Regions from separate parts of the Homo sapiens genome. Here region 2 is linked to region 1. A link is a loop called in an ENCODE intact Hi-C map of the cell type or tissue named here. Cell type or tissue: tibial artery. All regions are shown on one strand.

Region 1 (8,000 bases):
CGTGAGCATCACCTTTTTTCTTCAGCTTCACCAGCATCTGTTGTTTTTTTGACTTTGTAATAATCGCCATTCTGACTGCTGAGCTGGCATCTCATTGTGGTTTTGATTTGCATTTCTCTGATAATGAGAATTTTTTCTTATACTTGTTGGTCACTTGTATGTCTTGTTTTGAGAAGTATCTGTTCATGTCCTTTGCCTTTTTTTTTTTTTTTTTGAGACAGAGTTTCACTCTGTAGCCCACGCTGGAGTGCAGTGGCGCAATCTCGGCTCACTGCAAGCTCCTCCTCCCTGGTTCACGCCATTCTCCTGCCTCAGCCTCCCGAGTAGCTGGGACTACAGGCGGCCACCACCACGCCCAGCTAATTTTTTAATATTTTTTAGTAGAGACGGAGTTTCACCGTGTTAGCCAGGATGGTCTCGATCTCCTGACCTTGTGATCCGCCCGCCTCAGCTTCCCGAAGTGCTCGGATTACAGGCATGAGCCACCGCGCCCGGCCGCCCATTTTTTAATGGGGTTGTTTTTTGCTTGTTGATTTGTGTAAGCGTCCTATAGATGCTGGATATTAGGCCTTTGTCAGATGCATAGTTTGCAGACATTTTCTCCCATTCTGTAGGGTGTCTGTTTCCTCCGTTGGCAGTTTCTTCTGCTGTGCAGAAGCTCTTCAGTTTAATTAGGTATCACTTGTCTATTTTTGTTTTTGTTGCAATTGCTTTTGAGGACTTAGCCAGCGTTCTTTGCCAACGCCAACGTCAAGAAGACGTTGTCTTCCAGGATGTTTATAGTTTGACGTCTTGCATTTGAGTCTTTAATCCATCTAGAGTTGATTTTCGTCTATGCGGAAGGGTAAGAGTCCAGTTTCCTTCTTCTGCCTGTGACTGAGCTGCTTATCCCAGCACCATCTATCGGACAGGGAGTCCTTTCCCCGCGGCTTGTTTTCGTTGGTCTTGTCAAAGACCAGACGGGTGTATGTGTGCAGCTTCATGTCTGAGTTTTCTATTCTGTTCTATATGATAATGAAACCAAATCAATGTCTCTGCTCAGACCCCTTCTGACAAGGTCTGTGGCGCCCACCATGGCGTTAGGGCCACAGCCTCCTGCCCCATGTGCCAGGCCCGGCTCTGCCCAGCTCCCTGCAGCTGCGCCAGTGTGTGCTGTGACTCGTGCTCCTGGTTTGTCATCTGCCTCTCAGTAGACACCACGGCCTTCAAGCTTTCTCCGCTCCGTGACCAGCAGCTGGGACGGGACCAGCAGTGCATGCGGCTCTGGATTCATGTTTGTTGAATGACTGACTGAACGGAGGCTCCCTTACAGAAGTGAACGGCGCGGCCCTCCCTGAGTTCCGGCCTGGCTCTGGATACCAAGGAGCAAGGTGGTCAGGGGTCAGGGGCTGGAGTGGGGAGATTGCCTGGGAGGGGGCTGGAGGGTGTGGTGGAACTGCAGGTTCTCTCCTTGACATGCCTGTGGGGGAGCCTTTCCCGGCCCTCTCTCCGCTGGTTTTCACCCTTTCTCCGGTGCAGCCACACTGGGCATCCCACCCCAGGGATCCAGGAAGGGGGCGTGTCGGCCGAGTGCGAGCCCGTTTCTGAACACCCTGTGAAGTTGGTGAGAATTCAGGTGCCTATCGGCCGGGCTCCACCTGTGCACCAGGTGTGGCCGCCTCACTGTGACTTCAAAGGTCCCCGGGGAGGAAGGAGGCTCCCAGCTGCACACAGGTGAGTCAGTCCCATTGTTCCGTGTGTCTGAAAAATCAATCGGGTCCAAAGTAAAAATATTTATTTAATGAGCAGAAATGTATGGCCGATCGGTTTTTAAAGGATATTGCTTCCTGCTCCTTGATACTGAAAAGGGGCGTTAGAAGAAATTCATTTGCAGGGATTGAGTTCTGGAAATGGCCATTCTAGGTGAAATAAGGACAGAAAATAGCACAGCACCCGCCAAAGACAGCTCATTCTCTTCCTTGGGGTGCTGGGGGACACGGGCGCCCCTCGGGGGCAGGAGGATCCCAGCGGGAGGACACTGGGCACTGCGTGAAGTCTCCCCTGGGAGCCCCAGTGAGGGGCAGGTGATGGCCCCGAGTGTCCCTGGGTCTCCCAAACGAACGTCTGGGCTTCTCTGGGAGGAGGACTCCACCCTGCAGAAGAGAAGGGTCTGGGTCAGAACCCAGTGAGTCCGGGGCTCCCTCCGCCTCCTTTGCTCCCTGTGAGATGGGCACGGAGAATGAGTCCCTCCGTGGACGTGGACGCCTGGTGGTTCTCGGCCGAGATCGCACCCTCGTGGCACCTGCCGGGGACCGCCCAGCTCCTGCAGCTGCGGTCTCTGGAGAGCACCGCCGGGATCCCCACGGCTCGAGAACCCGCGGTGCGTTTTGTAGGGTCAGCATTTGCGTACTGGGTCTGCTGCACTCCCTTCCTCGCGCGGCTCCCCGTTCAGCTCCCTGCAGGCGTCGGGACCTTGCTGCGCGGCTCCTCTTCCAAAACCCACAAGGTTCTGAGTTCCTGGGGCTTTGTCCCCCCAGTCTGTGGCCGCCGCAGGGCCTCCTCCTGGACCAGCCCGAAGGGCACATGGGGATGGCGCCTCAGGGCTCCGGTAGCGAAGGCCACACAGAAGTCCCGAGGACCCTGGCAGCGGCCGTCTCCTGCGTCTTGGTCCCTGAGGACCCTGGGCCTTCCTGGCAGTGGAGGCTGGTGTCTCTCACTCTCTCCAGGTGCAGGCCAGCGCTCAGCTAAATGCCTTCAGAGCTCCGGCTGAGATGTGCAGCACCCGCCACCGTCAGTCTTCGTGTGTTGGGGCGTGATGGGGATGGTGTCTCAGTCCTATGTTCTCGTGCTGCTGTGTTTGGGATGTGTCAGTTTCCCATGACTGCTGGAACAAGCTACCCCAGCCTTAGGGGCTCAGAACAACACGCAGGACTCTCAGGCTTCTGGAACACGGCCCCCACTCCCTCCCGAGGCTCTGGGCCAGGATCCTCCCGTCGCCTCCAGCTTCTGCTGTATCGCTCCATGGCCGGCTCCTCTGTGCCTCTTCTCTCTGTGTCTCTCTTCTGTCTCTTAGAAGGACATTGGTGAATGCATTTAGACCCCCAGGCCCCACCCCCCGATAACCCAGGAAAAGCACCTCTTAAGATCCCTATGTTTATCACAGCTTTTGCCTCAGAGGTGACATTCGAAGCGCTGGGGTTTTGCACAGATTTTGGGGGAGGTCTTAATCAGCTCAGGTGGCCATAGCAGAAAACCACACACGGGCAACCCGAGCAGCAGACATAGGTTTGTTGAGCAGCAGACACAGGAAGCTCCCACCACTCTGGGGTGGAAGCCGGAGATCCTGGCACCAGCTGACTGGCCTCCTAGTGAGGGCCCTTCCTGGTTTCCCGGTGCGACAGAGAAAGGGGAGGGCAGCCCTCTCCTATGAGGGCACTGATCCCACTGGGAGGACCCCACTCCACACACCGCAGCACTGGGGTTGGGGTTCCACCCGTGACTCCTGCAGGAGCACAAACGTGCAGCCAATAGACCACATGCCTCTGGGCAGCAAAGGTCCCCTGTCACCTGCACTGCATTCTCCCGGTGCTGCCTCTGAGGACAAGGCTGGCTCCAGCGGGCTCAGTGCTGACTACCAGGATGCAGGAGGCCTGCCCGCTCGCCATAGCTGCGAAGCCGGCTGATTACATTTCAGGCTTTTGTTTATTCCCCATCCCAACCCGCTCCTTCATCCACACAGACTGCTCGGACCTGGACTCAGGCCAGGCTGGACACCAGGCAGACGGAGGGACGTCCCCAGCAGCCAGCTCCCTCTGTCCGAGCAGACGGAGGGACGTCCCCAGCAGCCAGCTCCCTGTGTCCAAACAGACGGAGGGACGTCCCTAGCAGCCAGCTCCCTCTGTCTGAGCAGATGGAGGGACGTCCCCAGCAGCCGGCTCCCTCTGTCCTAGCCCTGGGAAGGTGGGGTCCTCCAGAGCTCCCCTCCGCAGCCCCAGCCACTCCCATGCTCCAGCTCCTGCCCCCTCCCGGGGCTCTATCTCCCCACAGAGAAAGGGGGTCCCTCCGCTGGGCAGGCACAGCCTCCTTCCAGGCCTTGTTACGGGCACCTGCACACGTGCCTGTGCCACCTAAGCTGTGCCCGCGCCACCTAAGCTCTGCCCGCCACCTCGGCAGATGCCAGGGTCCACAGGAAGGCATTGGGTGCAACAGTCACTCAGCTGTTGTGTTTTCTTTCTCTTAGCCACAGTCTAGTCCTAGCAGCAGTGACCTTGGTTTGGAGCCCGGGTTGGGGACCCCAGTGATGCCAATTTTCTTTGCCCTCATCATCCCAAGGCGGCTGCTGCAGTTTCAGACATCACAACTTTGTTCAGCGCAAAGGAGAAGGGGGACAGGGTATGTGCCACTTACACGTTTCTTCTTCTGGAAAATCTAAACTTTACCTGAAAATGCCACCGTAGCCTCATGCTTGCTTCTCACCAACCCGAGCTGTAAGAGATGGCTCCATCCTCTACACCAGAAATGGGCAAGGCCCAAGAGGGCTGGGAACTGCCAGTCCCCTTGAGGGCCTTCTTATTTTTAATTTTTAGGGATGAGAAAACTGGAGTTCGGAGATGGGCTTGCTCACGGCCTCACAGCCAGGGAGCCTGCTCACCCCAGTGTGTGCCCAGCCAGAAACCTGCGTCTGGGCCCCCAGAGGCTGGGCTCCTCACAGTGGGGACCCACCATGTCCACTGCCTGCAGGAACCGACAGAGAGGCTGTGATGCTGAGCCCCGGCCTCATGCAACAAAGCTTTGCCCGACGGAATGCACCCAGCGGCAGTGGAGAGCAGTGCTGGATCCTGCGGGGTTGAGGCGGTGGAGCTTGGTCAGCATGGGGTGCAGGGGCAGGAGGGGGGACGTGGCCAGGGGCCAGGGGCCCGGGAGCAGTCAGGGCTGGTCGGCTGACCAGAGGCTCAAGGAGAAGGTGAGCTTTGAGTGATGGTCACTGGGCCATATGGGGTGGGGCAGCTCTGGCTCTGAGAGAACTCCTGCTTGGAGGAGGCCTTGGGCTTCCTGAGGCTGGTGGCCCCCAGGCCACACTCTGCCCTGGCCCTAAGGGACTCTGAGCTCTGGGCTCCCCGAAGCCTCAGAGATGAGGAGCAAGCAGCTGCAGGTCCCCAAGCCATAGTGGGGGAAGCCTGGGACTTTGCAGGGGATGCCAGGTTATATCTGATGCTGGCCCCTGGTCCTGATCAGCCTGCTTTTAACAGCAGATGGCGGAAAGAGAGGCAGAGGTGGTGTACTAGGCTGTTCTTGCATTGCTATAAAGAAAACCTGAGACTGGGTAATTTATAAAGAAAAGAGGGTTAATTGGCTCATGGTTTTGTAGGCCGTACATGAAGTGTAGTGCCAGGATCTGCTTCTGATGAGGCCTCAGGAAGCTTCCAGTTGTGGTGGAAGGTAAAGGGGGAGCAGATACATGACACTTTAAGAGGGGGGCAAGTCAGAGGGAGGAGGCACCTCACATTGTGAGAGGAGAGCAAGTCAGAGGGAGGAGGCACCTCACATTGTGAGAGGAGAGCAAGTCAGAGGGGGAGGCGCCTCACATTGTGAGAGGAGAGCAAGCCAGAGGGGGGAGGCGCCTCACATTGTGAGAGGAGAGCAAGCCAGAGGGGGGAGGCGCCTCACATTGTGAGAGGAGAGCAAGCCAGAGCGGGGAGGCGCCTCACATTGTGAGAGGAGAGCAAGCCAGAGGGGGGAGGTGCCTCACATTGTGAGAGGAGAGCAAGTCAGAGGGGGGAGGCGCTTCACATTGTGAGAGGAGAGCAAGCCAGAGGGGGGAGGCGCCTCACATTGTGAGAGGCGGGCTGTGAGAGAGGGGCAAGTCAGAGGGGGAGGCACCTCACATTGTGAGAGGGGGGCTGTGAGAGGGGGGCAAGTCAGAAGGGGGAGGCGCCTCACACTTTTTTTTTTTTTAATTGAGATGGAGTCTCACTCTGTCGCCCAGGCTGGAGTGCAGTGGCGTAATCTCAGCTCACTGCAACCTCTGTCTCCCAGGTTCAAGCAATTCTCCTGCCTCAGCCTCCCAAGCAGCTGGGATAACAGGTGCGCACCACCACACCCAGCTAATTATTTTTGTGTTTTTAGTAGAGACAGGGTTTCACCATGTTGGCCAGGCTGGTCTTGAACTCCTGACCTCAAGTGATCCACCCTCCTCAGTCACCCAAAGTGCTGGGATTACAGGTGTGAGCCACTGCGCCCAGCCACCACACACTTTTAAACTACCAGATCTACCAGAGTGAGAACTCACTTATCACCAACAGGATGACCCACGCCATTCAGGAAGGACCCACTCCTGTGATCCAAACACCTCCTACCAGCCCCCACCTCCAGCACTGGTGATTACATTTCAACATGAGATCTGTGGGGACAAACATCTAAACCATATCGAGTGGGCTCAGGAGGCAGCAGCCCTGGAAGATGCCGAGTGCCTGGGAGGACAGAGGAAGATGCCGGAGTTCACGGGTGCCATGTGCAGGTGCAGCTCCTGCCAGGCGGCTGAAGATGGGGCTCCAGGTGGTGGCAGTGCCCCAGCCCCACCAGTCCTTCCTGGGGAGAGGGTCACGGCTCAGTGGCTGAAGGGCTGGGGGGCTTGTCTGAAAGGAGTGAATGCCTGCCCATCAGGCACTTTCGGAAAAAGCTGGAAACCAAGATTTCCCTGAGAAGTCCTGGGCTTTCTGGTGTTGGGAACTATAGGAAGCAGCCGGCTTCTGCTTCCCCTCCAGGGTCCAGGAGAGAATTTGTTTTGGACAAACCTTCTAGGCCACATGCTTGGAGCACCTCTGACCTCACCCAGTGCCATGCCCCCCAGCTGAGGCCCGGCCCCTGCATGTGTTCAGGGATGTGAGGTCAGGGAGTGGTTCAGGGATGTGAGGCCTAGCACTGGTCCGCAGGCCTCTGGGAGCCCTCTGGGCCCCTTGCAGAGCGGGGCAGCACTTGGCTGAGGACTGCGAGGGCTGAGCTGTCCTGACCCAGTCCTGGGATAGCAGAGCCGCCCACCCTGCCTGGGGGCTCCTGGGTGTCTCCTGCAGCCACGCCACTTGTAGCTGGGTTCTGTCCTGGGACAGCAGAGACACCCAGCCTGTCTCAGGTCTCCAGGGCGTCTCCTGCAGCCACGCCACTTGTAGCTGGGCTCTGTGCTTGTTGTCAGTGCAGCCCCAGCAGCCCAGAGCGGTTCACAAGCTCCCAGACCGATTTACCTGCTCCAGTGAAACTCCTATGAGGGCACTGAAACTTCCCATTATTACAGGGCTCCGGCCCACAGCCATGGGGATGCCCCTTCCCACACCAGCTCCTGCAACTGGAAGGCTGTGGGCCACTCACTCTGAAGCCTCCCCTTTCCAGACACAAGGGCAGGAGTCAAGGGCAGTGGCAACATCCCCCAGAGATGCCGATGGACGGTGTTTCAACCTAAATCGGACAGCCGCACTCCCTCCCTGGCCACACAGCAGGACAGAGACCAGGACACAGCGGCCCACCCGCTGCCCTCACACTCCCCTCCTCCACGGTGTGAACTAAACCGCACACGTGGCCTGTTACTCGGACAAGGTGGGAAGGTGTGGCCCCACCCCCTCCTAAGACATTACGATGCGGAGAACCCCCAAGCCCACCCTCAACTGTGTTCACTGGAAACAGCCCAGCAAGGGCTACGTGTGCCTTCCGGTTTCACATTTGGGAAGTGGGTAAAATGCAGTATTGACAGTTCTCAAATATTGGTGTTGATCTTAACTGCTAGAGATACCGTGAGGGAAAAGAGCGCTTTTGTTCAACGTTTATGAATGGATAAAGGAGGAACTGAAACCAGCAAAGGGGCGGCTGGCCCTGGACCAGACGCGGCTTCGCCGAGGAGCTGTGGGCAGGGTGGGCCGGCACCTCCTTTCCTCTCGAGAAGGATGTGGAGAGCAGGTGGCTCGTGCCACCTGCCTCCCTGGCCCTCGTCCATGCCTCTGCACTGACCGCTGGGCTCCTGCCGCCCGGGGATG
Region 2 (8,000 bases), 120 kb before region 1:
GCACGTATGGCGGCCTCCTCTCCCCTCCTGGCCCAGCCCCAAGGAACACACGGTGCCCTCCGCCACCCCCCAAGCCCCAGACCAACGCAGCCTCCTCTCCCCTCTCAGCCCAGCCCCGAGGAACACGCAGTGCCCCCCCCCCGCCCCCCAGCCCCGCACTTACGCGCCCGTGCAGCTTCTCGTTGAGCCGAGGTTCCCGGTGCTCGCTCCTCTTCACCTTCAGCCACTGCACCAGAGGCTTGATGGTCAGGCCCTGGAGGACAGGGTCTCGTGACCCTGGTGCCAGGCAGCCCCCCACATCCCGCTGGCCCGGCCAGGTGCACCACACAGAGCCACCTGCCCCGGGGCCCACAGGCGCCCTCCCTGCTCTCCGGGCACCCAGCAACCCGCGCCCCTGCTTTGCAGAGGAGGAAGCAGCACCCGGGGCCTCATCCACCAGCGAAGGCCCGGGAAGAACATTTTTAGGACAATTATGCTTCCTCCCCAGTGGGGCCACGTGAAAACCTACAAAACGGCTCCTAGTTACTAAAATTATGAAACCCAATTAGGGTCTGGAGCCTGGAAATGCTTGTCCTGAAGTGCGGGCCCAGGCTCCCCTCGCGGGCGGGGCCGAGACCCCAGGGCTGGCTGGGCTGGGCCTCACCTGGAAGATGACGGTGAAGAACACTACGATGATGGTGGTGCTGACGAACAGGTTCTTCTCCTTGACCTTGTCTCCATCCAGAAGCACCACCAGGGCAAAGGCCACGGCCCCGCGCAGGCCCCCGTAGGACAGGACCACCTGGTCAATGGGCTCCAGCTGCACCATGCGGTAGCGGTTCAGAAGCCAGGTCTGCAGGACCACACCTGCGGATGATGGGGCGGGCACTCAGCTCCCCGGCCGCCCTCCCAGCCGCGGGACCCCAGCCCCTCCGGGACAGCGTCTTGGCGGCCAAGCATGTGCTGACGAAGAACAGCGGCACCCTAGATACGGCGTCCCCACGCCACGTCCCTCGTCACCATCCACCCGGAGCCACACGCGGCCTGGCGTCTCCCCCCCACGCTCCGTGCATCACACACACGGGTGCTGGGGGATGGGGCTGGGCGGGGGCGGGGCTGTCTTGCTTCCCGTTCCATCTCTCGTGCCACTGACCCTGTCTTGAGGCACATCCAGTGGAGTCAGTGGGAAACCAAGTGGTTTCCCTTGGGGTTCCAGAGCCTCCCACCCCAGCCCCGAGGCCGCCACCATCAGGTCCTCTCCTCTGCCTTGCACGGGGCTGCACCTCCATCTCCCTGGGCCCAGTAGAAAGCCTGCGCCTTCCCGGAGACGGTGCCGGCCCATCGGTGGTCCCACGGCCGCAACCCGGCCCCGCCTCACCGATGGCCCGGTACACGGAGATGAAGACCAGCGTCAGGAGCACGAAGGCCGTGTTCCAGGTCCAGATGAACGGGTTCACGGCCGAGATACCCAGGAACATGAAGATGATGGTCTCGGCGCTGCTGGCCAGCATCTTCATGGTGTAGCGCACGGTGGTGGCCGACTGCTCCGAGATGTTGGCCTTCACATACTTCTGACAGCAGATGCCACAGAAGGTGATGCTGCAGGGACAGACGCGCCTCAGGACACGGCCACCTGGCCTGGCGCCCGAGGCCCCCGTGTCCGCCCAGCCCCCCACGGCCTGGCGCCTGTAGGCCCAGAGTCACAGTTGTGTGGTTACGGGGGCCTCTTCCTCCCGAGCCAGGCTGGGCCGCCAGGGTTCCTGCCCACAGCCCTGCGGGGGCCACAGGCGGCATCACCGTCATGCAGATAATGGGCACCGGGGCTGCCTGCCAGCAGGGAGGGCAACAAAGGGTTCCAAAGTCCCTCCCCACCTGACCTGTCTCAGGGTGGGCACTGCTGTCGGCCCACAGACAATTCAGTGGAAACGCCAACTCCTTATTTTAAAATTTAAATAAATTCTTTGCCCCACACTGAATTCCCACCCAGCCTGGGAGCGCCAGCGGAGCGGGCGAGGTGACGGGACACTGCTCTGAAGGTCCCGCGCTAGGACAGAGGGCAGGGGAGGCCCTCCACTTCCTGTACTTCCCCTCACGGGGGTTCACGGGGAACTTGGTGATGCAGAGCCCGGAGCTTCTGCCACACACACCCCCGGTGTCCATGCGGCTGGCACCTCCCTCCGAGTTGGGGTCCCCCTGGCTGGCTCACCCCGCCGGACCCAGGAGGGTGTGGAGAAGCTCGGGTTGGGGTCCCCCTGGCTGGCTCGCCCCGCCGGACCCAGGAGGGTGTGGAGAAGCTCGGGTTGGGGTCCCCCTGGCTGGCTCGCCCCGCCGGACCCAGGAGGGTGTGGAGAAGCTCGGGTTGGGGTCCCCCTGGCTGGCTCGCCCCGCCGGACCCAGGAGGGTGTGGAGAAGCTCGGGTTGGGGTCCCCCTGGCTGGCTCGCCCCGCCGGACCCAGGAGGGTGTGGAGAAGCTCGGGTTGGGGTCCCCCTGGCTGGCTCGCCCCGCCGGACCCAGGAGGGTGTGGAGAAGCTCGGGTTGGGGTCCCCCTGGCTGGCTCGCCCTGCCGGACCCAGGAGGGTGTGGAGAAGCTCGGGAGGAGGGCGTGGAGAAGCTCGCGTGTGTGGGAGGGACTCACGCGAGGATGGCCGACAGCGACAGCATCTCGGACGTCAGGTAGGACAGGTAGGAGATGATGAACACGAAGCCGGGCTCGATGATACGCACATGCTTGGTGAAGCGCGTCACCAGCGACAGCAGGAAGGCGAAGACCACCCCCACCAGCGTGCCCCCCAGGCTCACCACGAAGAAGGACACTGGGTAGAGGACGCCCTTTGTGGCCGTGCCGGCCTTCCGGGCCCTTCCTTGCCAGGGGCCGCCTGGTGACCCCGCGGAAGTGCCGGGAGCCCGGGAAACGGGGGTGGATCCCTCACTCTCTTGGAGATCGGGCCTGGTCTCAGCACCAGCCTTGGTTCAGCAAGTGGGGAGGACCCTCCCGTGCCCCTGGGAGCCTGGCCCCAGGCCCTATCCGGCCGTCTGTCTCAGGAAGACCTGGCTGCCCTCATCCCTGTTCTGGGAAACACCCAGGAACCCCCAGGACCATGTCAAATCGTGTGTGAATCGCTCTGGACGGGGACGTGACGTGGACAGAAGGGCCCAGTGTAGCAGCTTTGAGTGCAAAGCTTTTTCCTGCATGGGCTGCAGGCCAGAGAAGACAGTTGGCCCCAGAGGAGACACGGCCGCCCACTCCCCCTGACCCACAGCTACACACCTATGCCCTTCACGCAGTCCACGCCAGTCACGTTGTCACCTCCCAGCGCCACGAAAGATTCAAACACATTGTACAGAACCTGCAGGGAAAACGGGCAGGGCGTTGGGTGGTCCTTGGTTAGTGCCACCCCCTCTCCGGGGCCCGGGCCTCGCTGGACTTGGCCCGAGTGTGGAGCCCATGGCACCCGAGGCCGTTGGAAGGAAAATCATCACAGGGCAATGGCCCCCAAAGGGGAGAAGCCCAGAGCCCAGCAGCCAGCAAGACATGGGGCAAAAGAATGTTCTGGAGGGGACCAGAAGCTTTGGGAGCAAAGCTGGCCTCTTCCTATCCTCTGCAAAACAGGGGCAGCTGCAAAGCTCCCTGCCACTTGAATTCTGAGTCTCATCTACGGAGACAAACCCAGGGTGTCAGTTTGAGTGACTTCCCTGCTGTGCTGGCTCTAGCCCCTGCCGTCTTTGCATGTTTTTAAACCTTAGCCCGGCAAAACCCAGAGATAAAATGCGGGGAAACCTTATCCACGCCCTGGGCTCCACGCCCAGCAAAGTGGTGACGCAGGTGAGACCGGCCGAGGGCCGTCCTGGGTGGGCCGAGGCCCCTGGGGAGAACCTGGCTCTGCACCCAGCTCTGTGTCTCTGGCTCTGGCCAAGGTGGGAGAGGACCCTGGGGCAGGCGTGTAAGTTGGGTTTGCAAATGCAGGCTGGGGTGGGGGGCCCATGAGGGTCCCGGGGTCTCTTGGGGCCTTCTCGGAGCTGGGCTTTTTAATGAAAATCCAGCTGGGAGGGAAGACAACCTCTTGGGAGACTCTTGCTTCTCCAGGGACGGGAGCCGCAGGGCTGCGGGGCACACGGGGCTGTCACTCTATTCCCGATTAAGTCTCACTTCCCAAATTCCCCCGAGAATATCTTGCCGTCTGGTGTGCGACACCCACAGGACTTTCCTCTTTCCAAAACCCCTAAGGGAACATGAGAGGCTGACGGGTTTCAAACCTTTCAAACCACAGGCACTTTCAGAGGGGAGAGGAAGCTGACCCCACCCTTCCCTCCGGCTGCGTCTGCAGGGTCCTCGGGGCTGGGGGAGGATGGGCAGGGGCAGCACGGGGCGGGGGCAGTGTGGGGGCTGGGATGGTGTCGGGGCCGGGCCCAGGGCTGGCCTCACTGACGGTTCCTAGGAGGGCCACTCTGCACGTGCCCCTCGGATGGCCCCATGACTCACTTCCGGGAGGCAGTGGCCCCATTTGATGGGATTGGCTTTGAAACGTCACGATTGTCACTGTGAAGTAGTAACCATGTTCCTTGGGGTTCCTGAATCTTCTCCTGGCCTTACTGAGCGCTGATGTGGCCTTTGGGCCTCTGTGGAGGCACCGTCCCCGCCTCCCGGAACACCATCTCCTCCAGGGACACCCACACACCGTCCGGGCTCTGCCGTTAGCACCAGTTCAGTTTCCCTCCCTTCACCTCTGTCATGGGCCAAATTGTGCCCCCGAAATTCCCATGTTAAAGTCCCCAGGACCTGGGCATGTGAGCGTGAAAAAGGGGAGTATGGCACAGTCAGGTCACCGGGGTGGACCCTGATCCAATAGGACCCGTGTCCCTGTGAGAGGAGGCGACTCGGGCACATTCACGCAGGGACGGCCACGTGAGGACACGGGAAGGCACCGTCTGCAAGTCCAGGACCGGGGTCCCGCAGGAGCCCACCACACTGACACCGTGATCCAGACCGCACTGACACCCACCGCACTGACACCGTGATCCAGACCGCACTGACACCCACCACACTGACACCCACCGCACTGACACCCACCACACTGACACCGTGATCCAGACCGCACTGACACCCACCGCACTGACACCGTGATCCAGACCGCACTGACACCCACCACACTGACACCCACCGCACTGACACCCACCACACTGACACCCACCGCACTGACACCCACCACACTGACACCGTGATCCAGACCGCACTGACACCCACCACACTGACACCCACCGCACTGACACCCACCACACTGACACCGTGATCCAGACCGCACTGACACCCACCACACTGACACCCACCGCACTGACACCCACCACACTGACACCGTGATCCAGACCGCACTGACACCCACCACACTGACACCCACCGCACTGACACCCACCACACTGACACCGTGATCCAGACCGCACTGACACCCACCACACTGACACCCACCGCACTGACACCCACCACACTGACACCGTGATCCAGACCGCACTGACACCCACCACACTGACACCCACCGCACTGACACCCACCACACTGACACCGTGATCCAGACCGCACTGACACCCACCACACTGACACCCACCGCACTGACACCCACCACACTGACACCGTGATCCAGACCGCACTGACACCCACCGCACTGACACCCACCACACTGACACCCACCACACTGACACCCACCGTCGTTCAAGGCACTGCACCTGCGGTACTTTGTCATGGCGGCCCTGGCAGATTACGTGGTTCCTATGGGATTTTGTTGTTTGCTATTCACGTATTTATTTTATTTGAGATGGAGTCTCACTCTGTCACCCAGGCTGGAGTGCGATGGCACGATCTCGGCTCATTGCAACCTCTGCCTCCTGGTTTCAGGTGATTCTCCTGTCTCAGCCTCCCCAGTAGCTGGGATTACAGGCGCGTGCCACCACCCCTGGCTAATTTTTGTATTTTTAGTAGAGACGGGGTTTCACCATGTTGGCCAGGCTGGTCTCGAACTGCTGACCTCAGGTGATCCACCTGCCTCGGCCTCCCAAAGTGCTGGGATTACAGGCGTGAGCCACCGCACCCGGCCACTCATGTATTTTTTAGGAACTCAGGAATGGGTGGCAGTAACTGTGGGTCCAAAGTCACAGACGCTCTGGGGACCAGGAGGGCGGGATTTCAACAGCGCCATCATTAACCCTGAAGCTATGGAGTGGGCGGGCAGGGCCTGGGAACTGTGGAAGATACAAAGAAGCCTCGCGAAAGCTGCCAGTCGTTCTGAGCTGGGAGGAAGGAGGTGGAGGGACGGGACGCCCCCGGGAGGGGAGTTTGAGGACAGGGTTTCACGCCCTCCTTTGCTGACTGACCGATGGGGGGTGAGACGGGGCCCAGGCCTCCCACGGCTCGCCCGCTCTGGAGCGGTGGCTCCGTTGCTCACCACGGTGACTGCGTCGTTCAGCAGCGACTCCCCGAAGACGATGATGAACAGGACCTCGTTGACATGGACCTCCTCAAACACGGCCAGGACGGCCACCGGGTCCACAGCCGCCATGAGGCTGCCAAACAGGAGGAAGTCCAGCAGCCCAATCTGCAGGTCGCCTGGAAGACAAGCCGGGCCGCGGGGCAGCTGCAGGGCCTGCCACCCGAGGAGGAGGGCCCTGGGGAGGCGCTCGCCTACGGGTCGGGGTTCGGAGCCCGTCTGGCTGGCGCCGGTGGCGTGGGGAGCTGGGTCAGCTTCCTGCGTCCCTCCCACAGACCCCCAGCCCCCTCCAGGGAAGGCTGCTGTCTTCCGAGGGGGCCACCCCATCTGAGCAAGACAGACAGACAGACTGACCCTGGCCCTGGCCCTCTCCTTCATCTTTGGGTGAACGGAGGCAGGTGGGTGCAGGGGCACCGCATGCTGGGGAGGGATGGGGGCCCATCGCCTGGAGTGGCGTCCCAGCCCAGGAGAAGCAAGTGGGGCTGACCCAGGACGGGCCCGGAGCCGGGACACACAGCACCCAGGGGCGCGGCCAGGGAGGGGCAGGTGGGAGGGCCGTTGGGGGTGTGGGGGCAGATTGTGGGGATGAGCAGGGCTGCGGTGGGAGCAAGGGGGCCCGGAAGACGTGGGTCCATGTGGTCCCTAGCTCCCGGCCGGCTTCCCTCCCCGCATCTGCCTGTGGGCTCTGGTGCCCCTCGCTGGGGAGGTTTTACTGAAATGCAGCCTTATCCTTCACAAGTCTTTGCCATTCAACCCAGGGTTCAGGCCTCGAGGAGGCCACGTGGGGGTGCCAGGCTCCAGGGGACCCTCAGGGAACTGAGTGTGGCCACGTGGCCCCGAGAGTCTGCCCTCTCTCACGGCCGCAGGGCTCAGAGGACACTGGGCCTCCTTGCTGCCTTCCCGGCCGTGAGGGTCCAGGGACCAGGAGACGCCAGGGCCGTGAGGGTGTGGGAGAGACCACCCAGGGAGGGGGAGGCCCCCGACGAGTCCCCCCGCACAGCTGCTGCCTCTCTGCTGGGCTGGAGCGGAGCCCACCACCCCTCTGGGCTGAGGCTCGGGCTGAGGAGGGGTTTGTCCCTGGAGCCGGACGGGCCCCAGGAGACAGCAGAGAGCAGCCTGGCCAGGGGTTTCTGTGCTGGCGCCTGGGAGGGGACAGATCAGGGTCATCTCTGCGGTGACTAAACCCCGAGTTTGCTGTGAGCTCCTAAGCCCCAGCAGCCTCTGGCCAGTGTCACAACACCCCGAGGAAGTGACAGATGCCAGAAGAACCAGCGTTCAGGGAGTTAAAGTTCCATGTTGGAACGGGAACCACACAAGCCTTCTCCTCTTCCAAACTCAGGCCTCAGGACACGAATCCCCTTCAAGGTCATCTTTAAACGCGGCCTCCTGGCACGGCCGCCCCCAGGGCAGTGATGGCCCCCATGGATGTCCTGGGGTCGGCCGCGTTCAGACTCCCCGGCCGGCAGCCTTCCCGTCTGGACAGTTGCCCACGGCCGTGCCAGGAGGGCTCATGCCACCAGACCGCATGTTCCAGGCCTTTCTCCACC

What was found. Hi-C counts contacts between places; a loop is a spot of excess contacts. Peaks named below come from ENCODE experiments on the same cell type or tissue, not always from the same donor. Only the 100,000 strongest peaks of a DNase experiment are listed, where the experiment ranks them.
Region 2: a loop joins it to region 1, with 2.2 times the contacts of the local background. A loop is called at or near these places in 42 of 110 quality-filtered maps.

The regions. Positions count from the first base shown.
Region 1 is chr5:599,798-607,797 of GRCh38, forward strand. CEP72-DT (CEP72 divergent transcript) reads right to left here. Exons shown (of 3, transcript NR_103444.1): 3 at 2,372-3,047. LOC105374608 (a long non-coding RNA gene) reads left to right here and starts at 994. Exons shown (of 8, transcript XR_007058672.1): 1 at 994-1,370; 2 at 1,519-1,713; 3 at 4,220-4,371; 4 at 4,566-4,843; 5 at 5,348-5,418; 6 at 6,016-6,063; 7 at 6,282-6,496; 8 at 7,268-7,813. RefSeq lists enhancers at 2,964-3,464, 3,465-3,965. In tibial artery, no CTCF peak of the experiment used is centred here; a DNase peak (open chromatin) is centred at 3,575; H3K27me3 peaks cover 5,461 bases.
Region 2 is chr5:481,905-489,904 of GRCh38, forward strand. SLC9A3 (solute carrier family 9 member A3) reads right to left here. Exons shown (of 17, transcript NM_004174.4): 3 at 6,412-6,572; 4 at 3,249-3,327; 5 at 2,616-2,793; 6 at 1,358-1,578; 7 at 644-846; 8 at 164-253. Among named protein-coding and RNA genes, the nearest start is that of SLC9A3-AS1, 13 kb to the left of the region's middle. In tibial artery, no CTCF peak of the experiment used is centred here; no DNase peak of the experiment used is centred here; H3K27me3 peaks cover 5,759 bases.